Linked DNA regions of Homo sapiens: region 1 is linked to region 2. A link is a loop called in an ENCODE intact Hi-C map of the cell type or tissue named here. Cell type or tissue: PC-9. All regions are shown on one strand. Each heading gives the region's core, and the rest is flanking DNA. Links, peaks and the distances in the headings are about the cores only. Region 1 has its middle 58 kb from the start of LINC01010. Region 2 overlaps LINC03002 (long intergenic non-protein coding RNA 3002).

The links. A loop is a pair of places that touch in the nucleus more often than their neighbours do. Peaks named below come from ENCODE experiments on the same cell type or tissue, not always from the same donor. Only the 100,000 strongest peaks of a DNase experiment are listed, where the experiment ranks them.
Region 1: a loop joins it to region 2, with 2.1 times the contacts of the local background. A loop is called at or near these places in 3 of 110 quality-filtered maps.

Annotation. Positions count from the first base shown.
Region 1 is chr6:134,378,022-134,380,944 of GRCh38, reverse strand. No RefSeq gene overlaps it. Among named protein-coding and RNA genes, the nearest start is that of LINC01010, 58 kb to the left of the region's middle. RefSeq lists a silencer at 393-452. In PC-9, for the core only: no CTCF peak of the experiment used is centred there; a DNase peak (open chromatin) is centred at 1,694; H3K4me3 peaks cover 1,066 bases; H3K27ac peaks cover 1,455 bases.
Region 2 is chr6:134,535,974-134,538,896 of GRCh38, reverse strand. The region is part of intron 1 of LINC03002 (long intergenic non-protein coding RNA 3002); the gene reads left to right. Among named protein-coding and RNA genes, the nearest start is that of LINC03002, 2.6 kb to the left of the region's middle. RefSeq lists an enhancer at 789-1,988. In PC-9, for the core only: no CTCF peak of the experiment used is centred there; a DNase peak (open chromatin) is centred at 1,506; H3K27ac peaks cover 1,621 bases.

The DNA.
Region 1 (2,923 bases), core at 233-2,732, 160 kb after region 2:
ATCTTTAAAATGTTGCATCCTCAAAATGAGTTAGGGCAGCATGAGAATAACTTGGAAACTGAAAGCTTATCTGGGTAGAAGGGATGCAATTACCTACAGAATTTCAAATTATAAAAAGAAGGCTCCATATATTTTTCTTGGATTTTTGTTTGTTTGTTTATCTCTGAGCGCTGGAGAATTCCTGCTTTAGTGAGGATTGAAAATTGAGTGTTAGGCTATCTTTAGACTCATTTGAAAAAAATTGTTCAATTTAGGTAAATAATTCATTGGCAGCTGGACATAGTGGCTCACGCCTGTAATCCTAGCACTTTGGAAGGCTGAGGCGGGCAGATTGCTTGAGGCCAAGAGTTCAAGTCCAGCCTGGCAACATTGCGAAACCTCGTCTCCACAGAAAATACAAAAAAATTAGCCTGGTGTTGTGGTGAACGCCCACAGTCCCAGCTACAGAGGCGCTGAGGTGGGAGGATCATCTGAGCCCAGGAAGTTGATGCTGCAGTGAGCTGAGATCATGCCACTGCACTCCAGCCTAGGCGTCAGAGTGAGAGCCTGGCTCAAATAAATAAATAAATAAATAATAATCCATTGGCTATTTTATTTGATTTTACCCATTCAAATAAACATTTAAAAAATAACCAGTTTTTTTTTTTTTTTTTTTTTTGCCAGAATTCATTTTGTTCCTGTTTATACAATAGTTTGTATATGTAGACAAAACTTAATACCTTGTTTGGTAGAAGAAAATGGGCATAACTAGAACATCAGCATTCCTCAATTCCAAACTTGTTCAGTCAATAGTAAGCAAGAGTGTATGAAGATGCACAGGTATTTAGCTTAAACTTTCATAAAGAAAAAGACTACCCATGCTTTTAAATTACTGGCCTTATGATTTTTGAAATACAAGAAGAAAAAAAAAAACAAAAAAGAAGAAGAGAAGGAGGAGGAGAAGAAGGAAGAAGGAAAAGGTTATTTCAAAGCATGGAAAGAAGCAAATGAGAGTCAGGTAAAAATTTCAACTTCAGTAATCCTAATATGCACTTCTGTGCCTGTTGCATAGTTGGAAGACAATTACTTTGGCTTTCACACTTTCCAGTGAAAAGGGCTATTCTGACTTAGCCGTCCTGGAAACACCTGCATCTGTTGTGTAATATTAATGAACTTGAATTTGGAGTGCTAGCACTGTACCTCTCTCTATGAATAATAGGGCACACATAAATGATTAAAACAAGGGAAACAGAAACCTCCCCAGGATCAAATTCATTTATCAGCCCACCAAGGTCACTGACCTCAATAACCCAGGGCCTAGCTACTAAAATGATTAATTGATCTATTCTTTCATTTCACTTATTTAATTTGAAGAGGGCTGAAGTGAAAATATTTTCAATGAATTGACCTGTAAGCAATTGTATTTAGCTTGCTGCATCATCCAAAACACATATTAGTGGCAGTGAGAAGCATGAATACATGCTATTAAACAGATAAAGGTGAACAAAGAAACCACAGTGAGACAGGAGAATAGGGTGTGGAGGCCGGGAAACTAAGGCCGATTTGTGCTGACTTCCTATAACTGAATCAAAAGGAAAACCCCACCTCTACACACTGAAGTAACAAAAGGATCAGAGGCTACTCCCTTTGCACTGTGTGGCAGATGATAAATGGAAAGTACCTCTGATCGGCCCCCTCGCATAACCAGTCAGACTGGTTGTGGGCCTAGTCTTCATTTGCCTAAGAGTGTAACTTTGTTACTTCACTTCAGCCTCTGATTGGTCGCCTTCTGCAACCAATCAGACTGGTTGTGGGCCATTCCTTCATTCACATGGGGTGTGACCAAGTAACCAATGGGGAAATTCTAGAGGGTATTTTTAAACCCCAGAAAATTCTGTAACAAGCGCTCATCAGCTGCTTGCTTCTGTGGCTCCCTCTCTGTGGAATGTACTTTTGTTTCAATAAATCTGTGCTTTCGCTGCTTCATTCTTTCATTTCTTTGTGCGTTTTGTCCAATTATTTGTTCAAAATGTCAAGAGCCTGGAAGACTTGTAGTCAAGACCCTCCATCAGTAACAATAGATTTTCTTATGCATCTTCCTGTTACTTAACTTGTTATCCCTGGTTTAGAACTCTCCTTATAATTCTCCATACTATTATAACCTCAAAAGGTGTACTGATAAATGAATTGAAAGAATATCCTGGCAGATATAGAGATTAAATTGGATTTCTATAAAGAAAATATTTAAGAAATTTTAAAAATGTGTTTATATTTACAGTCATTGTGGGGTGGAGGGTGGGGGTAGGGAACTTGAGCAGAAGGTCATTTTGTTTTTGTATACAGCTGACAACTTTCATCAGATATTGGTATGGCAAAGATAAGCCTGGAATTCTGTTTAGAGTAACGGTATAAAAACCTGCAGTGATCACAAAGTCATAAAATTAGGAGCATGTAGGCTTATGGTTAAGGAGAAGACATGATTAAGATAAGCTTTAGAGAAGAGGCTATGAGGAGGAAGCAAATTTACTTAATTTTTAAAATTTCATAAATAAGTAAATTGATAAATAAACAAATAAAAAAGGTGTCCTTCACTTTAGTCAACCAGTATGCTCAAAAGGACTTTCAAATTCAATTTTCTTTTTGACATTTGAGACATTCCTATTTCATGGAAAAACCTTGAATTATCATCCCATATATTCAAATATTTTTTATCAAGTTGAGTTTTATTTTGGGTTTTCTTCAAGTGAGGAACCCCTAATACAAGTTATATTTTACATTATAAATGTTTGTATATTCTAGTTTAATTTGCAGTGAACATTTGCCCTAAATGAGAACTTAAAATGTATACTAAATGTAGCATTAAAAACAGTTGTTTGCATTTTATGTCACAGCCCATCCTTGACAAAGACACCTGCATGAAAAGCAGCAAATTTGGATAGCAATA
Region 2 (2,923 bases), core at 184-2,683:
AATGGCCTCCAGCTGCATCCACATCTCTGCAAAGGACATGATTCCATTTATTTTTATGGTTGCATAGTATTCCATGGTGTGTATGTATCACATTTTCTTTGACCAGTCCACCATTAATGGACACCTAGGTTGATCCCATGTCTTTGCTCTTGTGACTAGCGTTGTAATAAACATATGAGTGCAGGTGTATTTTGGTAGAATGATTTATTTTCCTTTGGGTATATATCCAGAATGGGATTGCTGGGTCAAAGGGTAGTTCTATTTTTAGTTTAAAGAAATATTTTAAATCCCTCTTTCCCATATCTCCCTGTAGAATTTTCTAAAATGCTGTTTGTTCCATGTATTCTGATATTCAGAAAAAACAATTATTTTGCTTTAACTTTGTACAAAGTTCTGAGGATCAAGATATTACCAAAACACCATCTCTGTTCTAAATATACATTTTAAAATTATCATGCATAATTAGTTATGTGTAAATGTTTCTGCCCTCACTGAACTGTGAGCACCTTGAAGAAGGGAGCTAGACCATATTCATCTTCCTGTCTCCAGTGCTGACCACAATGTCCTGCACATAGAAGTGCTTAGTGAATATTTATTGACGGACAGGTGGATGGATGGGTGAGCAGATGGATGAATGGATGGCCATGCTATAGCCTAGCACATTTACAAGTAGGGATTTAATTCAGGCTATCCACATGGTGCTTGGCATGACTACACCTGTTAATCCTCTGGGCATTTATTATCCCACTCTTTTGTTTGTTTGTTTGTTTGTTTGTTTGTTTTTTTGAGATGGAGTTTCACTCTTGTTGCCCAGGCTGGAGTGCAATGGCACTATCTCAGCTCACTGCAACCTCTGCCTCCTGGTTTCAAGCGATCCTCCCACCTCAGCCTCCTGAGTAGCTGGGATTACAGGCACGCGCCACCATGCCCAGCTAATTTGTTGTTGTTGTTGTTGTTGTTGTTGTTGTTGTTGTTGAGATGGCGTCTTGCTCTGTCACCTAGGCTGGAGTGCAATGGTGCCACCTCCGCCTTCCAGGTTCAAGCGATTCTTCCACCTCAGCCTCTGGAGTAGCTGGAATTACGGTGCACGCCACCACGCCTGGCTAATTTTTTTTGTAGTTTTGTAGAGACGGGGTTTCACCATGTTGGCCAGGCTGGTCTTGAACTCCTGATCTCGGGTGATGTGCCCGCCTCAGCCTGCCAAAATGCTGGGATTGCAGGTGTGAGCCACCGCGCCTGGCCTGTTACTCCACTCTTAATTACACAGAATGCAGATATTTTCAAGATCACCTTGTCCAACTCCTTCAGTTTACAGTTGACGAAATGAGATTCAGAGAGAGAATTTGATTTATCCATAGTCACATAGCTTATAATTAAGTGGCAGCTCTTGGTTAACATCCAGACCTCTTGATTTTCAGTCAAATGCCAACTACATGATGTTGCTTTCCATGACTCATATTTGGAGGTTTTCAGGCACCCTATGGAGCAGTCTGTCCCTCCTGGCTCATCTGGGGCAATATGAGAGCAAATGGGGCTAGAACAAAACTGGATGAAAGGAGAAACTCTGGGGCTGCTGAATTCACATGCCGATGGTGCTGGGGAAAGGTATGAACAAGAATGACTCACGGTTATTCAGGCTGATGTCATTCCATGACTCCCTCAGAAGATGCCACACTCAAAATTCAGCAGATGGCATGCCATCCCTTCCCTAGGTTTCCTGGCTAACCTCTGGAGATGGTGATGTCCAGCCCTACTCCACTTACCAAAATCTCTGTTTTATGTAAAGTCCAGCCTTTGGAAACCCTTTCCAAAGAAGCTTTTTTCCCCACCACTTAATGGTGAGGCTGATGTAATGGTACTATCTCTAGACCTTCCTGATATAAGGAAATGCTCCTAATGCATTATTTCTGATGGTCTGGATTTTGGTTTCTCTAAGTTATGCCCAGTTACAATGCATCTAAATGCATATGATGGATCTATACTTAACCAGAATGTTGTTTATTAATAATTTAACCTTGGGCCAGGAGTGGCGGCTCACGCCTGTAATCCCAGCACTTTGGGAGGCCGAGGCGGGTGGATCACGAGGTCAGGAGTTTGAGACCAGCCTGGCTAACATAGTGAAATCCCGTCTCTACTAAAAATACAAAAAAGTAGCCAGGCGTGGTGGCGGGCTCCTGTAATTCCAGCTAGCCAGGAGGCTGAGGCAGGAGAATTGCTTGAACCCAGGAGGCGGAGGTTGCAGTGAGCTGAGATCAGGCCATTGCACTCCAGCCCAGGCGACAGAGTGAGACTCCATCTCAAAAAAAAAAAAAAAAAAAAAAAAAAAAAGAATTTAACCTTGTAGAGTAAACTATTTTAGAATGAGCACATAACAGAATAGAGGAATCTCAAAATAATTATGCTGAGTGAAAGAAGCCAGACCAAAAAAAGAGTACATACAGTATGATTCTGTTTATATAAAACTCTGGAAAATGCAAACTAATCTAGAGGAAGAAAAAGCACAGCAGTGGTTGTCTGGGGAGATGGGGAAGGAGTGGAAAGGACAGAGGGATAGAAAGGGGAGCAAGCAAACTTTGGAGGGTGATGAATATGTTCACTGTCTTGATTAGGGGATCTGCATATGTCGAAATTTATCACACTGTACAACTTAAATATGTGCAGTTTGTTGTATGTCAATTATACCTCAAAAAGCTGTTTTTCTCAAAGAATGTAATCTTTTAACGTTCAACTAAAATACTGTATTATTAAGTTTTCAATAAGAGAAGCAAAAACACTAGGATGCCTGTGTGTATGTATGTATATGTATTTATACAGTTCCAGGGATTTGACATTACATAATAGTGTGGTGTGGTTAAGTGGTTAAGTCATGTCTGTAAAGCTGTTGTCTTCATATCCAATGCTGGAGCTTGAATTCCAATGACAG